3 separate regions of the Homo sapiens genome follow, and all the other regions are linked to region 1. Evidence: chromatin loops called from intact Hi-C (ENCODE). Cell type or tissue: mammary epithelial cell. All regions are shown on one strand.

Region 1 (8,000 bases):
AATGCAGTTCATTGAAATAGACATAAGTACTTGCCTTTTCTGTCACCTACCTGGTTGCCATTGCTTATAGTTCACATCCTGTGATTGGCTGCCCACTGGGAGGAATTGAAGAGAGTTCTTCCCACTTCCCTATCCTTAAAAGTCATACAAGACAAGGATCTTCCTCGTCTCAAACGGCAAAAAGACTGAAAGCAATGGCTTTTCTTCCCCAGAGTGATCCACAAGTGTGGAGTGGTATGTGATGCAGCCTCTGGGAGGTGATGATATTTGGACTAATTTTAATAATGTTGCAATATGATATATTTTTAATGTACTATTTGCAAAATTCTTTGTGTGTGCATTTTATCCTCAAAACAACCCCATACTAGGAATAATTATTCCCAAAATACAGATGAAGAAACTGAGGCCCAGTGACCTGTCCAAGTTAATTCAGCTATTCTAAGTGGGAGACTCAAACCCAGGTCTCCAAACTCCAAATACTCTGCTTTCTCCCTACTTCAACCCCTAATGAATCAAGGTGTTTTTATTTTATTTTTTATTTTTTGAGACAGGGTCTCACTCTATCACCAAGGCTGGAGTACAGTGGGGCAACCATGGCTCACTGCAATCTCGAACTCCTAGGCTCAAATGATCCTCCTGCCTCAGCCTCCTGAGTAGCTGGGACCACAGGCAGGTACCACCATATCCAGATAATTTTTTGATTTTTTGCAGAGACAGGGTCTCCCTATGTTGCCCACACCAGTCTTGAACTCCTGGCCTTAAGTGATCCTTCCACCTCAGCCTACCCAAAGTGCTGGGATTACGGGTGTGAACTACCACGCCCGGACAAATTAAGGTGTTAAGTAGAGTTCAGGACTAATATAAAAAGTGCGGTTTAAGAAAGGGATGATAGAGGATGACAGAAATGAAATAACAAGGTCAGTGAAGGCCAGTATTAAAAACTGAGGATAAGATTCATGGGAGGGTGGTACAGGGATATGCCTTAGAGGGGGATCGGAATGAATACTAAGTAAACATTGGTTCCAGGGGCCCATCCTGTGTGTGTGTATGTGTGGGTGTGTGGGAGAGGTGTATTCACATTTATATAAGTACTCTTATTTAATTTGACAAGTGTTTATTAGGACTCTAAAAGAGGTAGAAGATCTAGTTCATACCCTGACAGTATACTTACCATCTTGTGAGGAAAACAATAAAAATAGTGATTAGAATGAACAAATCAGGATCAGGCGCAGTGACTCATTCCTGTAATCCCAGCACTTTGGGAGGCCAAAGTGGGTGGATCACCTGCGGTCAGGAGTTCAAGACCAGCCTGGCCAACATGGTGAAACCCCGTCTCTACTAAAAATACAAAAATTAGCCGGGTGTGGTGGTGCACTCCTGTAATCCCAGCTACTCGGGAGGCTGAGGCAGGAGAATCACTTGAACCCAGGAGGTGGAGGTTGCAGTGACCCAAGATCATGCCACTGCACTCCAGCCTGGGTGACAGAGCGAGAACGTCTTTAAAAAAATTAAAAAAAAAAAAAAAGATTGCACAAATCAGACAGTGACCCAGAGCTCAGCCTTGAGGAAAGTCAGTGTTGGGGAGGGGAGGGCAAAGAAGCAAGTAAAGGTTTAGCAGACATGGCACCTCAGTCTGGACTTGAAGGAGGGCTAGGCACAAAGGAAGGGGAACATGTCAGATGAGAAACACGTGAAGGTTCAGCCAGATGAGCAAGGAAGGTTGGTTAGAAAGAGGAGCTGCTGGTGTGGCTCCTGTGAACACAGGTAGGTAGGGCACGATAGAGTCAGGCAGTTAGAAGCCAAGCTGAGGAATCGACACTTGATTCCATAGGTAAGTAGGGGAACTTGAGGATGTTTAATCAGAAATGGTCAAAGAGGCATTTAAAAAAACAAACTGCAGGCGGGGCGCAGTGGCTCACGCCTGTAATCCCAGCATTTTGGGAGGCCGAGGCGGGTGGATCACAAGGTCAGGAGATCGCGACCATCCTGGCTAACACGGTGAAACCCTGTCTCTACTAAAAATACAAAAAATTAGCCGGGCGCGGTGGCGGACGCCTGTAGTCCCAGCTACCCAGAGAGGCTGAGGCAGGAGAACGGCGTGAACCCGGGAGGCGGAGCTTGCAGTGAGCGGAGATAGCGCCACTGCACTCCAGCCTGGTCGACAGAGCAAGACTCCGTCTCAAAAATAAATAAATAAATAAATAAACCGCAGAAAGATCTTCTGCGCTTTCAAAGTACAGTCGTAGTCTGGGTACCTTATTCTACTTAACTATTAAAATAGAGATTGTGTGTTTGTGTGTGTGTGTGCATGTTACATTTTTTATTCTTACTAAATTAGATTACATTTCCTCTCTCAAGTTAAACAAGGTAGTTAAGAATAACTTAGATTATTGTTTTTAAAAAATATATGCTGAGATTCTAAGTGGATGAGATCTTAGAAAAGGGGCACTCACCCCTCATTGACATCTGGGAGTATTTTACTATGTGGCTGAACTTCATGCAAGAAGATAAAGCCCAAAGTGAAGAGCAAAGACCTGCTGATGACATGCGGTAATTTGGAGGAATGATTTAAATAGCAATGCTTCTATTCATCTCATACCAAAAAATAATGAGTGGACTGAATGATTAATCACCAGCTGCAGGTAAGCAGATGCTAGCTTGCTATTTTTAAAATGGAAGCACATGCTGTTTGAGACTGGTTGAGACACATTCATAAATCCTATATTGACTTATAAGTAATTAGACATCAAAGCAAGAATATTTTAATAAAATGTAAATATCTATATTTAAATAAAATGTTCTTCTATATCTGAATAGTTTTATGCAATGTGTGCCTAATGGTGTTATACTTCCCTGTCTTTTTCTTTTCTTGTCTCAGTGTTGTTGGCAAAGCCTGTACTGTTGACATGGCCTAGCATTCTGATCTCAAGCTGGGCATTACAAGCACCCTGGTTGGTTTGTTTTTTTCTTTTTAAAATTTCTTTCTTTTTTTTTCTAAAAATTAAGAGCAGTAGTTTAGGGCTAAAGAGCTTCTTTTTTCATATTACAATGCATAACACATACATTTCTATATACGTTTTTATTTAAAAAGCATTAGTCCCCCATCTACCAAAAAATCATGCCTCAGATATTTATTTGCAAGTGAATTGTTTTCCCATAGAAACAGTGAGGTTAATAATGGTTTAGTTCCTGGGCTTACTTACAATTACTGATTTATGATGTCGTTCTTAGCTGAAAGCAATGCTTTTGCAGTATTTTGTAATTTAGAAAATGAGAAGAAAAAACCCTTGGTATGGAGTGAGTCATTTTTCATGAATATCGGTGCTTAGAGAAAAGCATGTTTCAGGGTACCAGGACCGAGAGATCCACGGAAACCATGGAGTTGTGGGGCACAGCGAAGAAGGGGTTGGTGAGCAGAAACAGCACCCTGCCCAGCCATATGGGAGCCCAAAGCAGAAGGAACAATGTGTGCCTTTATACTTATGGATATCAAAATATCCTTCCACATATTGAATCAAGTAGAAAAATTAATATAATTCCTATAATTTGGGAAACACCTATATATAAAGCCCTGTGTTGTCGATCTGTTCTCACATAGAGATCAACCCTCTCTGTAGGGGCTGGGGCAGAGAGGAGGATGGGGAGGGGGGGCCCTCCTGGCAGCCCAGTGACCTGGGACCTGTGGACTGATTGGAAACCACTATTCTCTTTTTAAAATTCTGATACTGATTATTTTGCTCGTCATAGATTTTTGTGCATTAATTTTTATTTTAATTATTATTATTTTTTTAGACTGAGTCTCACTCTGTTGCCCAGGTTGGAGTGCAGTGGTGTGATCTCAGCTCCCTGCAACCTTCACCTCCCAGGTTCAAACGATCCTCCTGCCTCAGCCTCCCGAGTAGCTGGGACTACAGGTGCCCGCCACCACGCCCAGCTAATTTTTGTATTTTTAGTAGAGATGGAGTTTCACCATGTTGGCCAGGCTGGTCTCGAACTCCTGACTTCAGGTGATCCACCCGCCTCAGCCTCCCAAAGTGCTGGGATTACAGGAGTGAGCCAGCGCATCCAGCCTATTTTAATTTTAAAGTTTGTTTTAGAAATATTGCATTATAAGATTATTTATTATTTTTATGCATTTAACTACTGAGTGTTTTGGGGTCCCCTTATGCTTCCTCTCAGTCCCAGCACCCATGGGAAACAGTGAGGAAGGGAGCTACATAAGGGGTCCCCCAGGCGAAAATATTCCCTCTTTTTCTTTTTCTCCATTCTTTTTCTTTCTTCCTCTCTCCCTCCCTCTCTTCCTTCCTTTTTTCCTTTCCATTTTCTTTTCTTACTTTGCACCTCCATCCCTGGCTGCTATAGAAGACTCTGCTATGGGCAGGAGCCAACTGGATACTAGGGGCTGGGAGCTGGGAGGAGGACAGAATTTCTGAGGGGTGAATGGCCTAATCAGTTTTACACAAAGCTTTAAAATACTTAATTTTTAAAAAGTGTGGTTAGCCCCTCTACATTTCAGAGCCTTGGGGCCAAGTCCGGCTTGTCTGGCCCTAGCAACTGCTAGGCTTATGTATGTGATAAAGGCAGTTGGAAGAGTGAGAAAATGTTATGAAGCAACTGGATAGGGCAAAGAAAAAAGATTTTTTAACAAAGGATGTGTGTACATTTGAGAAAGAGTGCCTGAGGTGGAACCAACTTGGCTGTGAGTAGCAAAGTCCAAGGAAAATTGGGGTAGGTGAAGAGGTTTGGGGTTTGGAAGGGCATCATCATCTTGAAAAAAAAGTTGGGAGGGAAGAAAAGTTGATTTGGTCAGTTCTCCATCCTGACCACCGAGTGGTGCTGTCGGTACAAGGCTGTCTTCTTTCTGGAAAGAGAGCCAGAAAGTGTCCAGGCACCCTGGGATTGAGATGGGAAGAGGGAGTCTTAGAGGATCTCCCACACAATTTGTGAATATCAGAAATTTACAAATCAGGTTTTGCAACTTGCATTTATTTGTATTTTATACATCCACAAAACATGCAGCATATTTTAAAGTAATAATAACTTGCAGAAGACTTTTCAAACAGTTCTAAAATTACTGTTTTTAGTACTGCGGAGTGTGCTGAACTTCATGAAAAAGGAGGGTTTCCAGGCCAGACCACTTTATTCTGACACAGCAGGAAACTTTAGGATAATATTAAAGAAGTTAATGGGAGCGTTTCAGTGTACTTCACAGGAATTAACAAGTTGTACAAAGATATCATCATTCTTTAGTCAATAGGCTGGGCACTTCTATAGTGGACTGATTGTTCTGCATGTACACTGACTGTGAGGGAGTGCTAGAGAGAGAGACATGGAATTGAAGACAGCAGGTGGAGGAAGCTCACCTCAGCCTCTATTTTAGTAATGCATGTTTCCTGTCAGAGAGGAAGTTTTTTCACATGAGTATCAAAAAGCAAATCCCACATACAAGGAATGATGTGCTGAGCTCTCAGACCCATTGTGTCAGGGGAAAGGGTGCTTACTCACAGTACCCAGGTCCTCATTGTTGGAGATATGGCTAAGTCCCTAGTGTCAATACCAGTGAGTTTATTTATTTATTTTTATTTTTTCAAGACAGAGTTTTGCTCTTGTCACCCAGGCTAGAGTGCAATGGTGCAATCTTGGCTCACTGCAACCTCTGCCTCTCGGGTTCAAGCAACTCTCCTGTCCCAGCCTCCCAAGTAGCTTGGATTACAGGTGCACACCACCACACCCAGCTAATTTTTGTATTTTTAGTAGAGACGGGGTTTCACCATGTTGGCCAGGCTGGTCTCAAACTCCTGACCTCAGGTGATCCACCCACCTCGTCCACCCAAAGTGCTGGAATTATAGGCGTGAGCCACTGATCCCAGAACCAGTGAGTTTAAATTCTAGTTCTGATATCTATGCTCTAAAAAACTTTGAACAATTTGCAGTTTTCTTATTCAAAATTGGGGGAATAAATATCTACATCACAGAATTAACTAAGATAATGTATGCAAAGTGCTTGTTTAGAACAGATACAAAATGGTAGCCATATTCGGTGATAATGCCTACTGAAGGAAGGCAGAAGCAAGCGCGGGCACAAAAACTCTGGTATGACTCATCATCTCCACATTCTTAAATTGTATGGAGAAGGAAAATGGTGAAGTAGGCTAAAAGTATGGCCTCTGCAGCTGATCCACCTTGGTTCAAATCCTAGTTCTACCACATCTTGCTTATTTGGGCAAATTATTTAATAATTTTGCCACAGAATGGTTATGAGTAAATGTAAGTAAACCATGTGTTTGCCTTCTTATTTTCACTTCCTAGAGCCAGAAGACTTGGACTAAATTCATGACAAGTTGCCTCACTCTGGGACCTGATTGTGCTATATTTGCAACCTGTTCTTTATAAAAAGAACGTTGAGTCATTCTTTTAAAAATTCATGCTGTTATACTGAGAGTGGAAAATTAAATATAAAGTTGTGGTTCTCCATTTCAGGGGAATCACATCATCAGTTCAAGTCCTTTCTGGAATTTTCCCATAGTCCATTCAGACTCAAGAAACCAATCAACCGTATAAATGCAAAGAAAAACAGAAAGTATCCAGTCTGTAGAAGCATAATTTTCTTTTTTGTTTAGACTGGAAGAAAGAAGTCTTCCACTTTCCCTGCTTCTACAGCTATCCCAAGTATTCCTACAGTTTGAGATGACGAGTCCTTTTTTAGGTACAGTGTTCAGTACACAGCAGTCCCCCTTTATCTGTGAGCGGCGAGGGATATGTGTTCCAAGACCTACAGTGGATGCCTGAAATCAAAGCTAGTACCGAACATCTATATACACTGCGTTTTTTCCTATACATACATGCCTATGATAAAGTTTAATTTATATTGGGGACAATATGAGATTAATAACAAAAACTAATAATAAAATAGAACAATTGTAACAATATATCAGCATCACTAGTCTTGCGCTTTGAGGCCATTAGGTAAAATAAGGGTTATTGAACACAAGCGCTGAGATACAGTTGATCTGATAACCTAGAGGGCTACAAAGTAACGAATAAGAGGGAAGAATATACAGGGTGAATAAGCTGGACAAAGGGATGATTCACATCCTGGGCAGGTTAGTGTGAGATTTTTATCACACTACTCAGGATGGCGTGCAATTTAAAACTTATGCGGTGTTTATTTCTGGAATTTTTCATTAAATATTTTCAAACTGTGGTTGACCACGGGTAACTGAAACCATGGAAAGCAGAACCATGGATTGGGGAGGACTACTGGAATGGCATTGTTTCACAAGCTAAGCCATTCTGTCACAAGAACACCTTGCAATGAGATTTCCTTACCTGCCTGTGCAATGTCTTTTTTTTTTTTTCACGTCAAATGCTTTCCAGTAGATTTAGAATGTGGACCTACACATATGGAATCACTCAGCATTCTTGAGCATTCCATTTGTAGTTAAAAGAATTTTGATCCACAACCAGTAATCTTGTTTCAGGAGTGAAGTCCAGGATGTGGAGAAAGCCTGAATGAGAGGCAGGAATCTAGTATCAAGGCAAGGACCATGGAATTTAAGGCTAGAAACCTAAGCATATTATTCGCAGGCCCCAAGAATGGTCTTTTAAAGTCAGTAAAAACTGAATAACTCACCAGTTTCGAACCTTACTCTTTATTAAAAACAATGGAAACAGAAGATAACACTGGAATTTGCAACATCAACTTCATTGTGAAAAGCAAGTACAAGTAAACAAATAGCATACTATTATGAAATAATAGTATGATATAAAGAAAGAACAGATAGGTATGTGTGTAAGGCTACAAAGGAGACCTAGATACCATGTGCCTGCAGTTCTGTTGACTGTCAGCAGACAGCACTCTCAGCATGTCAGTTTCAAGTTAGGGTACTCCAGGAAGAAGTGTGACTTAAGAATTGGCTGGGCGTGGTGGCTCACACCTGTAATCCCAGTACTTTGGGAGGCTGAGGCAGGTGGATCACCTGAGGTCAGGAATTCGAGAC
Region 2 (8,000 bases), 480 kb after region 1:
CGCAAATTAAAGTTTTTAATGATTACAATACTTTACTGTAAAGGGATTAATGGCTCTTTTAAAAGAAAGGTTCTCGGCCAGGTGCAGTGGTGCACACCTGTAATCCCAGCTACTCAGGAGGCCGAGGCACTAGAATCTCATAAACCCAGGAGGTGAAGGTTGCAGTGAGCCAGGATTGCTCCACTGCACTCCAGGCTGGGCTACAGAGCGAGACTCCATCTCAAAAAAATAAAAAGAAAGGTTCCCTGCCCTACCCCCTAGGACCCCATAGCTCCAGCTACGGCCCAAGGCTGGGGCAGGAATATCTCTTGAGGCCAGGTAGATTCTAGACTGAATAGCCACTGTACTACAGCTGACTGGACTAGATCTGAATTCCATTTAGCTGTTAAATGGGCAATTCGAACTAGTAATTTGACCAAAATTACATGCAGGGTAAGAAAACTAGTTCATTATCTTAGTGAAAGAAATAGCTTCTACACCTTCATTTTACATGTAAAATTGTATTTGAAGAATGCAGCTGTATATGCCTCACCTGTACCATTTAAATAAAACTATTTAAACATTTTATTACAGGTTCTAAATGAGAAGAAACTTCAAGAGGTTGATAGTTTATGGAAAGAATTTGAAACTCCAGAGAAAGCAAACAAAATGTAAGTACTCTTGAAATCAATAATTTAGCAGTTAACATTTAGGGCTTGTTTTATTTTTTACATTTTTCCCTGATTTATATAATGTTACATTCGTAGTTTTCTGTTTTGAAATCTGTTTCAGGAATAATTTTGGTATGAACCTAATTATTACAAATGTTTTACTTGGAATATAGGCCATCTCAATTAATTTGAAGGCAGTAGTCTCCCCCTTACCCACAGGGATTATGTTCCAGAAGACCCTGTGGATACTTTAAACCTCGGATAGTACCAAATGTGATTGCTGTCAGTAGGAACACATTTGTCTTCGTGTCTTCCACACACAAATGTAATACCTTTTTTATCTTAACTAAGCACTTACCGCACACAGGGGTTGTAACCTGCTTTTTGAGTTTTGCAACATCAAAACTAGCATGAACTACTTTTTCTTTCATCACAATTTCATGGAAGATTCATTCTTAGTGTAGATGTTAAATCTTTGGTTTTTTTGTTTGTTTTTTGAGACAGAGTCTTGTTCTGTCACCTAGGCTGGAGTACAATGGCGCAATCTCTGCTCACTGCAACCTCCGCCTCCTGGGTTCAAGCTATTCTTCTGCCTCAGTCCCCCAAGTAGTTGGGATTACAGGTGCCCACCACCATGCCCAGCTAATTTTTGTATTTTTAGTAGAGACAGGGTTTCGCCATGTTGGTCAGGCAGGTCTCAAACTCCTGACCTCAGGCGATCCGCCTGCCTCGGCCTCACAAAGTGCTGGGAGTACAGGCGTGAGCCACCACACCTGGCCTAAATCTTCGTATTTGTATGTATATTTAAGGGACCACACTAGTATGTTCCCTTACCAGATAAGAAAACCTTGCTTAAGATGACACTGTTGCCTGGTGTGGTGGCTCATGTCTGTAATCCTAGTACTTTGGGATACCAAGGTGGGTGGATCATTTGAGGTCAGGAGCTCGAGACCAGCCTGGCCAACATGGTGAAACCCCCTCTCTCCTAAAAACACAAAATTAGCCGGGCGTGGTGGCACATGCCTGTAATCCCAGCTACTGGGAGGAAGCTGAGGCAGGAAAATCCCTTGAGCCTGGGAGGCGGAAGTTGCAGTGAGCCGAGATTGCGCCACTGCACTCCAGTCTGGGTGTCAGAGTGAGACCCTGTCTCCAAAAAAAAAAAAAAAGATGACACTGTTTTAGGCAACTAGAAGACTAGTTTTCCTTCTTAAAGGGTTATATGCTTTGTTGGGTTAATCTGATTCGTTGTTGTCAATGATGTATTCTTCTTGGAACTGAATCTAAGTGATCTGACTCAATATTCGTCACTACCACTGAGACAACGATGAATCAACTATATGTTTCTTTCTGGATAAAATACTACCCTGAGGCTGGGCGTGATGGCTCACACCTGTAATCCCAGCATTTTGGGAGGCCAAGGCAGGCGGATCAGTTGAGCCCAGGAGTTCAAGACCAGCCTGGGCAATATAGGAAAACCCCATCTCTACCAAAAACAAAAATTAGCTGGGTGTGGTGGTGCACACCTATAGTCCTAGCTGCTTGGGAGACTGAGGCTGGAAGATCCTTTGAGCTCGGGAAGTCAGGGCTGCAGTGAGCTGTGATTGCACCACTGCATTCCAGCCTGGGTGACAGAGTGAAGTGAGACCCTGTCTCAAAAACATAAAGGGGGCCGGGCACGGTGGCTCACGCTTGTAATCCCAGCACTTTGGGAGGTCGAGGTGGGTGGATCACAAGGTCAGGAGTTTGAGACCAGCCTGGCCAATATGGTGAAACCTCTTCTCTACTAAAAAATACAAAAAAATTAGCCAGCCATGGGGGCTGGGCACGGTGGCTCACGCCTGTAATCCCAGCACTTTGGGAGGCCAAGGCGGGCGGATGATGAGGTCAGGAGATGGAGACCATCCTGGCTAACACGGTGAAACCCCGTCTCTACGAAAAATACAAAAAATTAGCCAGGTGTGGTGGCGGGTGCCTGTAGTCCCAGCTACTTGGGAGGCTGAGGCAGGAGAATGGCATGAGGCAGGAGAATGGCATGAACCTGGGAGGTGGAGTTTGCAGTGAGCCGAGATTGCGCCACTGCACTCCAGCCTGGGCGACAGAGTGAGACTCTGTCTCAAAAAAAAAAAACAAAAACTAGCCAGGCATGGTGGCACAGGCACATGCCTGTAATCCCAGCTACTTGGGAGTCTGAGGCAGGAGAATTGCTTGAATCCGGGAGGCAGAGGTTGCAGTGAGCCGAGATCGCACCACTGCACTCCAGCGTGGGTGACAGTGAGATTCTGTCTCAAAAAAAAAAACAAAAAACCATAAAGGGTTAGGATGTAACAAGAATGAGACCTGACAATAAGCTATTTTTTTTAATGGCATTTGTACAGGATAGACAAATGAATATCATGAGATTCCTAAAAAGGACTCACGTACGTTTTCTTGAGTCAATTCTATGCTGTATAATAAAGTCATCTCTGTACAGCTTTATGCAACAGGGGTTTGTATTAAAGCTTCAACATCTTTACTCTTGGCCAAAATTTCCTCCAAAGCCTACAACTTTCTTTTAATAATCCAAGCATTACTAGCCTAACATTTAGAAAAACTAGTAATTGTATGAAGAATATCTAACTTCACACCCTGATACACAATGGTAGGCATGTTTTATTGGTGTGTGCTTTGGAAACAGTCAAGCACTTCTTTCCAAGTTATGTGGCTTTTGAATCAACGCACTGCCCCCAATAACATGTTTATCTCTTTTTTTTTTAATTCTAGAGTAAAGCTAAAACATTTTGAGAAATTTCAGGATACAGCAGAAGCATTAGCAGGTAAAGTAAAAAATTAGAAGCTTGCTTTTTTGAAAAAATTAAGTCTTAGCCGTTTGTTTTTCTTGTTTAAAAGGTTGTTTGCTTCAGTTGCCTGTGTTAACCTTATTCAATGTTGTCAATGATGCATTCTTATTGGAACTGAATTTAAGTGATCTGACTCATTCGTCACTACCACTGAGACAACATTGAGTTAGCTTTTTTCACCATAGGGCTGGTTTTCCCCATGTGTGAGGAGAGGTGAGAAGTGGTTAAGTTGATCTCCCTGTGGAAACCAGCAACATAATGCTGAAGCACAATTCAGTAAAAGGTGTTCTACAAGGGACCAAGGTAATGTGGTCAAGTATACAGCTCTCTCCTCATTTTAATCCAAGGGTAGAGTTGTAATCCTGAGAACAGCCAGGATTCACAGTTGAAAAATAATTTAAAAAGCTCTTCTGGGGGTATAGATTTTTAGTTCAAAAAAACATATCAATATTCAGAGTTATACAGAAACTGACAGAGGTGTTATTTTTAAAAGATTCAGAAGAATGGATGACTCATACTCTTCAACTAGATTTCATCACGGGACAACAGAGTGATCGGGTTTATTTACTGTAATTGACTGCAGTAGGTCTTACAGTTTTGTTTTTTTAAGTGTTAGGGAAAACAGGAAGAGCAGATATAAAGCCCAAATCATTAAATTTTCAACTGCCTGAATTCTTTATCACAAATCAGCCAACTATTTGGCGGTGTAGTTTGAAAATGAAGGACCGTGAGGAAGAATATGGCTTAAAGCTGGGCAAGAATATGACAGATGCAAAAAATTTTGTTAAATAACCACAGGAGAAAGGTACAGTTTTTGTCTGAAAATTTGGAATCCAACTAAACATGCTGGAACATAACAGACCACCCTAACCTTGGCAGAGGGGTAGGCTGAAGGAAGACCCATAGGGCCAGTTTCTTTGTTTTATAAACATAGTTCTAGGGCTGCTTCACCAACTCTTCAGTAATTAGAGTTATATACAGCCATAAAAAAAACTGTGGTAATATTAACTTGGAGAATTTTTAAAAAGATAGCCTGTTCATCACAGCTTTTAAGTATGGGTAAACATTTGGTAAGATTCCAAGCAAGATTGTGTTAGCTGTATTCAAACTCTAGGGGGTGTTGTTGACATAGACTGGGATATGAACAGTTCCTAGTCCTGATCTCAAGTAGCCTCTTCTGAATTCCTTTTTGCATACGATCTTTAATCTGCTTGGGATATATCTGGCCAGTCCTTATTAAACTGTATTAAATGGACAAGCCAAGCTTTTGCTCAAACAAGCAGGTTTTTACTATTAATACCTAATATATTGAGCACATACTGATTGTCAGATTTATGCTTATGATTTCATAATTGTTATTTAATTCTTGAATCCTGTGAGGCAGATAACCATCATCTCTATGTTACAGATGATAAAACTTGAAATTTAAGCAGTATTTCCAGATTCATTTACCTAGCTTCTTTGTATTATTTAAAATAATGTACAATAAGGCTGGGTGCGGTGGCTCATGCCAGGAATCCCAGCACTTTGGGAGGCCAAGACAGGCGGATCACCTGAGGTCAGTTCAAGATCAGCCTGGCCAACATGGTGAAACCTCGTCTCTACTGAAATTACAAAAATTAGCCGGGTGTGGTGGCACACACCTTAGTCCCAGCTACTCGGGAGGCTGAGGCAGGAGAAACACTTGAACCTGGTAGGCAGAGATAGCACTGAGCCAAGATTGCACCACTGCACTCCAGCCTGGGCAACAGAGCGAGACTCCTTCTGGAAAATAACATAAAATTAAGTAGTGTACAGTAAATGGACAAAATGCCATAGTAGTTGAGAATTTAAAGTCAATTCCCCCCAGTCTAAGCTCCATGAGGGCAGAGACTGTTCTGTACTGTCAAATTCCTAGACGCTAGCAAAGTATACAGCTATAGAAGGTTTATAATAAATATTTTGGGGAAAATGAATGAAAATAGTGAATTTTATCAGGAATGCTGTCATAGAAACATTTACAATGCCTTTTCCTATCTGTTTTCACCAGAAAGTTAAATGAACATCAGCTAATTAAGAAAGCAGAATCCTTCCCCTGGGAATTCAGTTCTCACTGCCTATTATAAGGCAGTTTTGACATGACAGAACCACAACTAAATGGCTGTAAATGTCACAGTGTACATTTTAAACCTCATAGCCTTAGAGTTTGATGAGACCAGGCACAGTGACTAACACCTGTAATCCCAACACTTTGAGGGGCTAAGATGGGCAGGAATTTAAGATCAGCCTGGGCAATATAGCAAGACCCCCTCTCAAAAAAGATTTTTTTTTTTTTGGAGATGGAGTTTCATTTTGTCACCCAGGCTGGAGTGCAGTGGCATGATCTCGGCTCACTGCAGTCTCCACCTCCTGAGTTCAAGTAATTCTCCCAGGAGGCTGGGTTCAGCCTCCAAAGTAGCTGAGATTACAGGTGATACCACCATGTCCAGCTAATTTTTGTATTTTTTAGTAGAGACGGGGTTTTGCCTGTTGGCCAGGCTGCTCTGGAACTCCTGACCTCAGGTGATCCACCCGCCTTGGCCTCCCAAAGTGCTGGGATTACAAGCATGAGCCACCGTGCCTGGCCATCATTTTTTTTTTTTAAATAAAGAAATAGGGTCTGTTGGGGTGTGATGTTGAATTTGTATTGGTCTCAGACATTCATATATGCTATTTGCATGAAGTGGTTTATTTTTATTCTTGATTGTGTTTTCAACTTGCAAGTCTTTTTTTTTTTTTTTTTGATACTGATCTTCGGCTGGAGTACAGGGGCGCGATCCCAGCTCACTGTAGTCTCTGCCTCCTGAGTAGCTGGGATTACAGGCTCATGCCACCACGCTCACCTAATTTTTGTATTTTTAGCAGAGATGGGGTTTCACCATGTTGCCTAGGATGGTCGCATCTCCTGACCTCGTGACCCGCTCACCTCAGCCTCCTGAAGTGCTGGGATTATCCATTTGATCATAATTCGAATGGATATACGATCAGGAGGGAAGAGCAAGACCTGACTTATTAAGCACAAACTGCCTGACCTTGGAAATTGTTGATAGACCTTCATTCCTGCCAAGCATTTTTCTTTTCTTTTTCTTTTTCTTTTTTTTTTTTTAGATGGAGTTTTGCTCTTGTCACTTAGGCTGGAGTGCAATGTCACGGTATCACTTTAACCTCCACCTCTGGGTTCAAGCGATTCTCCTACCTCAGCCTCCCGAGTAGCTAGGATTACAGGCGTGAGCCACCAGGGCCAGCTAATTTTTGTATTTTTAGTAGAGTGTTTCGTCATGTTAGCCAGGCTGGTCTCTCGAACTCCTGACCTTAGGTGATCTGCCAGCCTCAGCCTCCCAAAGTGCTGGGATTACAGACTTGAGCCACCACGCGCAGCCCAAGCATACTTTTTATGTTTTTTGTTTTTGTTTTGTTGAGACAGGGTCTGTCACCAGGCTGCTGGAGTACAGCGGCATGATCATGACTCACTGCAGCCTTGAACTCCCTGGGCTCAGGTGATTGTCCCAGCTCAGCCTCCCCAGTAGCTGGACTACAGGCACATGCCACCACACCCAGCTAATTTTTGTATTTTTAGTAGAGACAGGGTTTCGCCGTGTTGGCCAGGCTGGTGGTACACACCACCATGCCTGGGTAACCCAAGCATACTTTTACCTCAGTCAAATGTCAGATAAATTTCAGAAGAGGTATTAGTTCGTGTGGGTCCAGAAAAAGGGAATATAGGTCTAAGGAAGGGTGAGAAATATAAAGCAGCTGATTTAGAACTTGCCAGAAATACCAGCGGTCTCAAAATAGAATAGGCAGCCTTTGCTACTAAGTTTTACATTGCTGGAGGTGTACAAGTGGAGATACAAGCAAAGCTAAGGCCTTCACTCAAACATGTTTATATTATGGCAGAACTTTGAAAATGATTACACTCATTTTTACTAGTTTTGATGTGATTTTAGGATATTTCAGGACAGTCTATTTGAAATGACAAAGGAAAGTGAGTCTGTTTTGTCTTCCCAAAAAGATTGTTTCTAAGATTTCATGATTCTCCCTTGAGTTCATGAGAAGATTCTTGTGAGAAGGAAAGAAACCCTGGACCTGATTTTACCCCTGGCTCTGTAGCAAAAATGAGGGTGGGAAGATCAAATGAAATTGTGAAACATGTAACTTATAAAACATATATCATTTCATTTCAGAAGTAACATTAAATTCAAGCCCTTTGAAAGGCCTATTTTATTTTTTTAAGTGTCAACTAGGGCAAGGTCTCAAAGTTAAAAATTTGAGAGTTAATGCTTTTGTTTTTCTTTTTCTTGAAAAGCATTCACAGCTCTGATGGAGGGCAAAATCAATAAGCAGCTGAAAAAAGTTCTGAAGAAAATAGTAAAAGAAGCCCATGAACCGCTGGCAGTAGCTGATGCTAAACTAGGAGGGGTCATAAAGGTAAAGTCACGATATTTTTGGTCATGCCTGCTAGTCAGATCTCACAGCATACCAACTACAAAGCCTA
Region 3 (8,000 bases), 66 kb after region 1:
AGGCCCAACATCCATAGGGCTCATCATCCATTGTTTTTCTTTTAAGTTTTCAATTTAATCCAAATAAGTCAAAAATTTTCAGGTACCTACTATCTGCCAGGTGCTGTGCCGTGCGCTGGGGCTACACAGATGGAGAGGGTGCATTCTTGGATCTCTAGTGTTTGGGTTTGGATTCATTCACCCACACTCTTTCACCAGTTCTCTTTGTTACTGGGGTGCTCATTTGTGAGCCCTGCTTCCATGGCTTGGAGAGTTTGTGGCTGTGGGCCAGGCTGAGCTTATGGAGCAAAGGGAGTTGGAACCTTAGCCATAGACATGATGTCTAAACCTGGATTTGGAAATCTTAAAAGTCCAGCCTATCTTGGGCCATGGGGTCAGTATTATTGATAACTCAATCCCAAGGACTGTGTTTTAAAAGGGTCTCCAACATCTGCATTTCAGGAACATCCTCTTACGTGAGTCAATAAGTTCCTTTTGAGCCACCCCCTACCCATCCCCATCCCTGAGCTGCTGTGGCTTCTAAACACTTGAATGTCAGTGATTAAGGGGAGCAGAAGACAAGCTGGGAGCCAGGAAAGTGTCACAGATGAGCACCGTGTCAGCAGCATTCTGGATGAGCTTCCCATTCCTTTCCTTTTCATTCTAAGTAGTCCTAGGAGCCCCCAAACTTTGAATCAGCCAGTACAATTTTGAGGGAGTCCAGTTGTCCGGAACTTGGGAGAACCATCCAGTGTCCATCTACACCCATGCCTCCATTTCTAGGCCTTATCTGGACACCTCTAGGAGGACAGCAAAGTTTCCATTTGTACAGCTTTTAAAAAGTCACCTGATGCTGACCCAGTCGGATTTCTCTGACAGTTAACTGTTTTCTTGGAGCTTTGATGAGCAGGGTTGTAAGTTTTCTAGCCATCAATTCAGATTCTAGTGCCTGATTAAACCTGGGCAAGGTAAGAGGGTTGTATAATTTTGGAAACTTGCTTTTCCTTCCCTCCCTCCCTCCCTTCCTTCCTTCCCTTTCTCCCTCCCTCCCTTCCTTCTCTCTCTCTCTTTCCCTCCCTTCTTTCCTTCCTTCTCTCTTTCACTCCCTCCCTCCCTTCCTTTCTGTCTCCCCCACTCCCCGTTTTAAGCAAGCTGGCTGAGAACTCTGTGTCCTCCACTTCAAAGGGCCAGTTGTCTTATTTTGATGTGGGCAGATTGAAAAGTAGGCTTTGAAAAGTAGGCGCTTTTTTTGTTTAATCTTTTCTCTTGGGATAGCTTTCAGAGCAATATATCCAAATGTCAGTGAGGGGGTTCTGACGAGCACGGATTCCCAGACTCTCAGCAGGATCATTCTCTAACAGAAATATAAAAGTGAAATATTAAAAACCCTGGAACGTGAACTCCATCTGCAGAGTACCCAGTGTCTTGCCTGCTTTCACCAAGGGAAAAAAAATAAATCTTGAAAAAAGAGGGAGGAGAAAAAAGTGTTTTGAGTAAGAGGTTTACAGGTTTAGTAGAGCATAGTAACATCCCCTCAAAGAAGTGGGTGTTGCTCTGTGACCCCCCAAAACGCTCCTCCTTTGACTCAGCCGCCAGAACACTCACCCTCCTCCGGCAGCACACCCCCTTTTCACATGCTAACTGAGGCGCCCGTGATTGGCTGAACAATAAACTGGTCACACTTGCTAAAGGGCTGCCGTCTTTCACACAATTAGCCAAGACACATTAATCAAGCTGGCGGGCCGGGGCTGCGCGGGCCTCCTGCAGTGGGGGAGGGGAGAGAGTTTGGTGAGTCTTAATAATACTCCACAGGAAGCAATAAAGAACCGCAAGCTGGAGAGGATTCTGCTATCAGAAAGTTGGAAGAGTTTAAAGCCCCAATGGATGCCGTAGCTAGAATGGACAGGAGTTGTGGCGCTGAAGATCCCAGAAACTTAGAGCAAATTGAATGTTGGTCTTGGCTAAAATCTGCTAGTAGAAGACAGTATTGTGCATTCAAATGGCGAACCTCTAGAGACATTTTTACAAAGTTCCTTTAGCCTTCTTAGCTCTCCCTACCACTCCCACGAAAATGCACTCAGGAGCCACTCCGCTTTGAAGACTGAAGCCCTGGGCAGTGGCTATGCCAAACCATACAGTGTAGGTTTCACCATCAGAACCAATAGAAAGGAGGAATATACAAGAAGCAGAGAATACCATTCTGGATGAGATTTCCATTCCTTTCCATTTCATTCGAAGTAGTCATAAGCACCCCCAAACTTTGAATTCAGCCAGTACAATTTGAGGGAGCCCAGCGGGGAGCCCAGTCGAGAGTTCTCTCAATTTAGAACAAATTAAGAGAAAGTATTAGCTGGAAAGGTATTGGTCCTAAACTAAGCATCTGAAGGGTATTAAAAATAGTTAATTTTGGGAGAGAAAAAGTTAACATTTGTATTTTTAATAATATTTTCTGATTTTTCTTTCTCAAATTCCCTTTAAATAGATGTTCCAATGGCAATACAGAGCTGATAAGATCATACCTTAGAAATCAGTTTGCTACAGAATCATGTAGAGCTTTTAAGAGAATCAACTAAATATTTAGACATTTCTCAACTAAAGTAAACGGAGGCCTTACTCCTCTGGAGGTTGTCCAGTCACCATCTCATTAGATGCAAAGATCCTGCGATAAAGAGAAACTTTTTTTCTTGCCTACATGATTGCAGCCCAGTTGTGGTTTTTAATGTGTCATTGATTGTTTCATCCAACTCCTTTTGCTCCACTGAAAGGGTCTGTCATAGCTCTGTTTGCTTCCTTAAACACGGTTTTTGAAAGCGCTCACGCTGTGTGAGCTCAAATCCTAGCATTAATGTACTGCTGGGTTCATTTCACCAAACTCAAAAGCGCTGAGTTTAAATCCCTCTCAATTCCATTTGAGGCACCAGAAGACTTTATCCTTCTCCACTAATGGTTCCAAGTTTACATCTAGATACTGGGGGTCAAGGACAGGAGAGGATTTAGAAATAACAGTGCATGACATTAGTCAATGCATTTGCCAAATTGGCAATTAGTTCCTGATGTGCGTGCAAAGCATTTTATTCCTGTCTCTTTGATGCTTGTTCCCATAAAGAAGGGAATAGGGTCCACAGAGGCCTTCAAACTTTTAAAGAAATATCTGCTGAAAATCATGCCTGATTTGTGACATGAGCTCAGCCGCAGGGAAGCATCCGGGATTATCCTGGTTATTTTAGTCCTAGGAAAGAACACTGCACGTGGGAAGTTTTTCCACTAGAAGAACGTAATGAAAATCAAAAGGCAGGAAAGCGGTACTAAAAGCCCTGCAGGGACCAGAATCAGATGTACCATAAGCGACAGGCCAAGGGATGCCCAGTTGTTTTTCAGTATGCTTGCTTTATCAACTTCTGACCACCAGGTGGAAGCAAGAAACAGCATGGATGGCATACTGACATCGGACAGCATCGTACTGCAGCAATGCAGCCTTGTTCTAGGAATGTCTCATTTTGACCTTAAATCCAGTGTGAGAGCTTCACTGCGTCTGAAACCACTATGAGACAGAAGATGATTAAAATGATCCTTGTCCCCACTGGGATGATAAAGAGCTATTCTGCTTTGGGCTCAATGAGTTCTGAGCAAGTCTCTGTGTTTGCTGTGAGCACAAGCTAAGGTCTGCATCTGGGTCGGCATCAGCTTGGTTGTATGAGCTATTAGCCAAGGGAGTTATTCAGTGGGTTGAACTAAGGGGAAAGATATTGATAAAAGAGGCTTTAACTGCAGGCATCAATTCATATGGAACTGTAAGTCCAAGCTCCCCCTTTTACTATCTGGGGTAACTTGAGGAAGTTACTTATTTCCTAGTTCTGTAATCTGCAAAATGGGAGAAATCCTATCATTGTAAAAGTGTTTCCTATGTGCCAGACACAGAACATACACAATTGCTAATCCTATTACTGCCTGCCAAGATCGATGCTGGGTGGAGTAGCCCGATTCTACAGATGAGGAAACAGAGGCTTTCTCCTAGGCTCACAGAGAGGTGTATACTTATTGGAAATGGCTGAAATCTGCATCCAAACCTTGTTCTCCTTTCATTAATCATGTTGTATCCCTCTGTCTCATTTTGCAGGATGAGTCTGAAAAATAAATTATATTGAATTGCATCTGCTATAGTGCCTAACTTTTAGTAGGTACTCAATAAAAGTTCCCATTCAGTTTTTTTTGTTGGTTTGTTTTTTTTTTTTTCTTTTTTTTTTTTTTTAGATGAAGTCTCACTTGTCACCCAGGCTGGAGTGCAGTGGCATGATCTCGGCTCACCGCAGCCTCCGCCTCCTGGGTACAAGCGGTTCTCCTGCTTCAGCCTCCCGAGTAGGTGGGAATACAGGCGCACGCCACTGAACCCAGCTAATTTTTGTATTTTTAGTAGAGACAGGGTTTCACCATGTTGGCTAGGCTGGTCTCGAACTCCTGACCTCAAGTGATCTACCTGCCTCAGCCTCCCAAAGTGCTGGGATTACAGGTGTGAGCCACTGCCTCCATTTGGTTTTTTACACAGTGTGGAAGTTCAGCTGCTCAGTGACTTGCCATGGTTCAGACCCAGTGACAGGTGTGTGAGAACTGATGCTATCTCTGCTCCCTTAGAAATATTGGCTTTCTTCTAGAGGTCAGAAATACCTCCAGGCACCAGAACTGACTTTTGTTTTTACTTGCATGGCCTAAACCTTGCCTGAATCCGCACATCCTAAGAGCTGACTCTGAGTTTTCAAATGCCTACCTAAGTCAGTTGTGTGCCCGTTAAGGCTGTTCTTATTTGGTGATGGGTCCATTCTGCTCCCCACACCTAGACTGCAGTAATATGTCTGCCCACTCTGTACCCACAGGGCCTTTCCCTGGGAGAATCCTTGTCATCTACATGCTACATAATGGGTATCTAGTAAGGGCTACTAAATCACAGACAACATTAGTGTTACCATTGTTAATTTCACCCAAACATGGTATAGTGGAAAGAGTGCTGAAGTTTTCTACAGAGCACACCTGACCACTTCTAGTGCTTCTAGTATTTTACACAAGCCCCCTACCTGGCACATAATAAGTAGTCAGTAGATATTTGTGAAATGAAATCAATGACTAAGAGTTAGAAAACCTGAGTTCTAGTTCCAATTGCACCCTCTTGGACTCTAAATAATTCTTATTGTCTGCTTTGCAAAGAAGAACATGTAAGTTATTATTCACCTTAATAATGGTAATAATAATTGAGGACTAACTATGAGCTAGACACTTTACATATTTTACTTTACTTTGATTCACAACAGCCTTATCAGATAGAGACAATGTTGTAAACCCTACTTTACTGATGAGAGAGCTGAGGCTTTGAGAGAGGTATGTGACTTGCTTAGGGTCACCTAACCAGGAAGGGGGTGACCTAGAATATCCACACCTGTTGGACTCCAAGTGGGTCGTAGCCGTATTCCACTTTACCTTAATTATCAAAGGGCAGATATAATGATTTGGTAATTAAAACAGTGCCCTAGACTGGGGACTGGCCATAAACTTTTGCAGGTTCATTTCCAAATGATTATGTCTTTCCACCCAGACGTGATTTTAGAATCTGTGAGCCTGGCGACATATTTCAGGAGTGTAATCTGAGTGGAGTTCCTACCCTGGGACTCCAGCAGCCTCCCTCGCTACAGCTAATGAAGCCACTGGCGTTCACTGAATCTATGAACCTCGATTGGGCTCATTACTGTCTCACTTCTGGAGCGCTGCTGAAAGCTCCTGGGGAGTTACTATTAACATCTTTATTAACCCGTCCCCCAAATCAGTCAGTGAAATTAATTTAGATACACAGCCACTTTGATCTTCATTAATGGTTGCTTCTAGTTTCTACATTTATTTTTAGTTTTCTCATCTTTAATTTATTTGGTGTCAATTATTAGTTTTTATTGAGGGAGGAGTAGATGATCTTAAAGTAATTAAGATTAGGAAAAATTGCAAGTGAGTGAAAGCAGGTAAAAAGTATTTTTTCTAAAGTAAAACTCCAAGAATATATACAATTTTAATTTATTAATTAAAAAATAATAAATAAATGTTCTTAATGTTAAAAAGAAATAAAAGTTCCTTCCAAGTTGAAGAATAAAAGAGGCCTGCCTCAAGGTGCCAAATAACATGTAAATGGCTCAAACCAGAGCCTCCTTCTCCATGTTTATGGCCAGTGCTTTGCACCATCAAGCTCTGTAAAACACAGAGCTGGGGCTGGGTGTGGTGGCTCACTCCTGTAATCCCAGCACTTTGGGAGGCCGAGGCGGGCGGATCACTTCTGTAATCCCACCACTTTGGGAGGCCGAGGCGGGTGGTTCACTTGAGATCAGGAGTTCGAGATCAGCCTGGCCAACATGGTGAAACCCTGTCTCTACTAAAAATACAAAAATTAGCCAGGTGTGGTGGCAGGCACCTGTAATCCCAGCTACTCAGGAGACTGAGGCAGGAGAATCACTTGAACCCAGGAGGCAGAGGCTGCAGTGAGCCAAGATCATGCTGCTGCACTCTAGCCTGGGCAACAGAGTGAGACTCCATCTCAGAAAAACAACAACAACAACAAAAGAAACACACATAAACAGAGCAGGTATACAAGTGGGCTCACCTGAGTTACTTTAACGTTTTTAAAGTAAGGTTTAATATATTTATTTCATTTTTATTTTTCATCCAACCATCTACTTCTTATTTATTCAGCAAATATGTATTGAATGCTAGGTACTAGGGACTGAGAGAGTAAAAAATAAATATGACACTGGTACCTGCCTTCCAGGAATATAGTCTAGAGGGGAAAATAAATAAATAATACAATGTGGGAAGTATACTACAGCAGCATTGCCTGGGGATCTTTAAGAAACTAGGGAAATCTTGGACTTGGCTGTGATATGACAAGAAAGAACAGGAAAATAAAAGAAAAGAAGGAACTAGGGAAATGGCCCTCTTAATTTGGGGAATTTAGGGATAGTTTTATTTATTTATTTTTTGAGATGAAGTCTCACTCTGTCACCCAGGCTGGGGTACAGTGGCGCGATCTTGGCTCACTGCAACCTCCGCCTCCAGGGTTCAAGTGATTCTCGTGCCTCAGCTTCCCAAGTAGCTGGGATAACAGGTGTGCGGCCCCATGCCCAGTTAATTTTTGTATTTTTAGTAGAGACGGGGGTTTCACCATGTTGGTCAGGCTGGTCTCTAACTCCTGACCTCAAGTGATCCACCCACCTCGGCCTTCCAAAGTGCTGGGATTACAGGCATAAGCCACCGTGCCTGCCCTAGGGATGGTTTTTAAAGAAAGAGATGTGAGCTTGGCCTCCCAAAGTGCCGGGATTACAGGCATGAGCCACTGTGCCCGGCCACCCCTGCTATTTTATTCAAAGGAAACAGAAGGGGGAAGGAACAGATTTATAGAGAAGGTAATGAGTATAAGGTTTTAACATTTTGAGATTAAGGTATCTGTGGAACCACAAAATGGAGATATCTAAAAAGCAAGTAGAAATATAAACTGTGAGTACAAAAGTCCAGCCTAGAAATACAGAAGTCACATGCTTAAATCGGTATTTAAAGCCTCAGGTGTGAATTTAGTTGCCCAAAGGAGAGAGTGTAGAGAAAGAAGAAAGGACAATGAGGGAACCCTGTGGGGCCAGTACTGCAGGACTGGGTAGAGGGAAGGGAGTCTTTAGAAGCTGAGAAGGAACAGCCAGAGGAGCTAAAGGAGACTAGTAGGTAATCCTAGCAATACCATGGAAATCATATGGCCAGCACTCACTGGAAGAGGGCTGGGTTCCATGCCTGTGTATTCTCAATGCTGAGCTCATTGGCTGCATGTGGTGGCCCTTCAATATTTGTGGAGACTACAAGGAGTTGTCAATGTCAAATGATGCCTCATTAAATACAACACTCACTGAAAAGCATGATCAAGCCATAGGTCAAAAATCATTTGTTGGGGTAGACAGAGTTCAGTCATAGCCCTGCCTCTAAGAGAGGGGAGAGTCCTGACTATGCCCATT

What was found. Peaks named below come from ENCODE experiments on the same cell type or tissue, not always from the same donor. Only the 100,000 strongest peaks of a DNase experiment are listed, where the experiment ranks them.
Region 2: it touches region 1 in a loop (4-fold over the local background); 9 of 110 quality-filtered maps call a loop at or near these places.
Region 3: it touches region 1 in a loop (7-fold over the local background); 32 of 110 quality-filtered maps call a loop at or near these places.

Annotation. Positions count from the first base shown.
Region 1 is chr2:201,791,246-201,799,245 of GRCh38, forward strand. No RefSeq gene overlaps it. Among named protein-coding and RNA genes, the nearest start is that of CDK15, 11 kb to the right of the region's middle. In mammary epithelial cell, CTCF peaks have their summits at 4,831 and 7,845; DNase peaks (open chromatin) are centred at 4,836, 7,206 and 7,836; H3K27ac peaks cover 2,763 bases.
Region 2 is chr2:202,274,540-202,282,539 of GRCh38, forward strand. NOP58 (NOP58 ribonucleoprotein) reads left to right here. Exons shown (of 15, transcript NM_015934.5): 2 at 574-650; 3 at 3,411-3,463; 4 at 7,812-7,933. SNORD70 (small nucleolar RNA, C/D box 70) reads left to right here and starts at 1,892; the gene lies at 1,892-1,979. It overlaps SNORD70B (small nucleolar RNA, C/D box 70B), which reads left to right and starts at 3,574; the gene lies at 3,574-3,648. In mammary epithelial cell, a CTCF peak has its summit at 4,599; DNase peaks (open chromatin) are centred at 1,952, 3,672 and 4,032; H3K27ac peaks cover 4,152 bases.
Region 3 is chr2:201,857,353-201,865,352 of GRCh38, forward strand. All of the region lies in intron 10 of CDK15 (cyclin dependent kinase 15), which reads left to right. Among named protein-coding and RNA genes, the nearest start is that of CDK15, 55 kb to the left of the region's middle. In mammary epithelial cell, a CTCF peak has its summit at 3,391 (motif pointing right); a DNase peak (open chromatin) is centred at 3,399.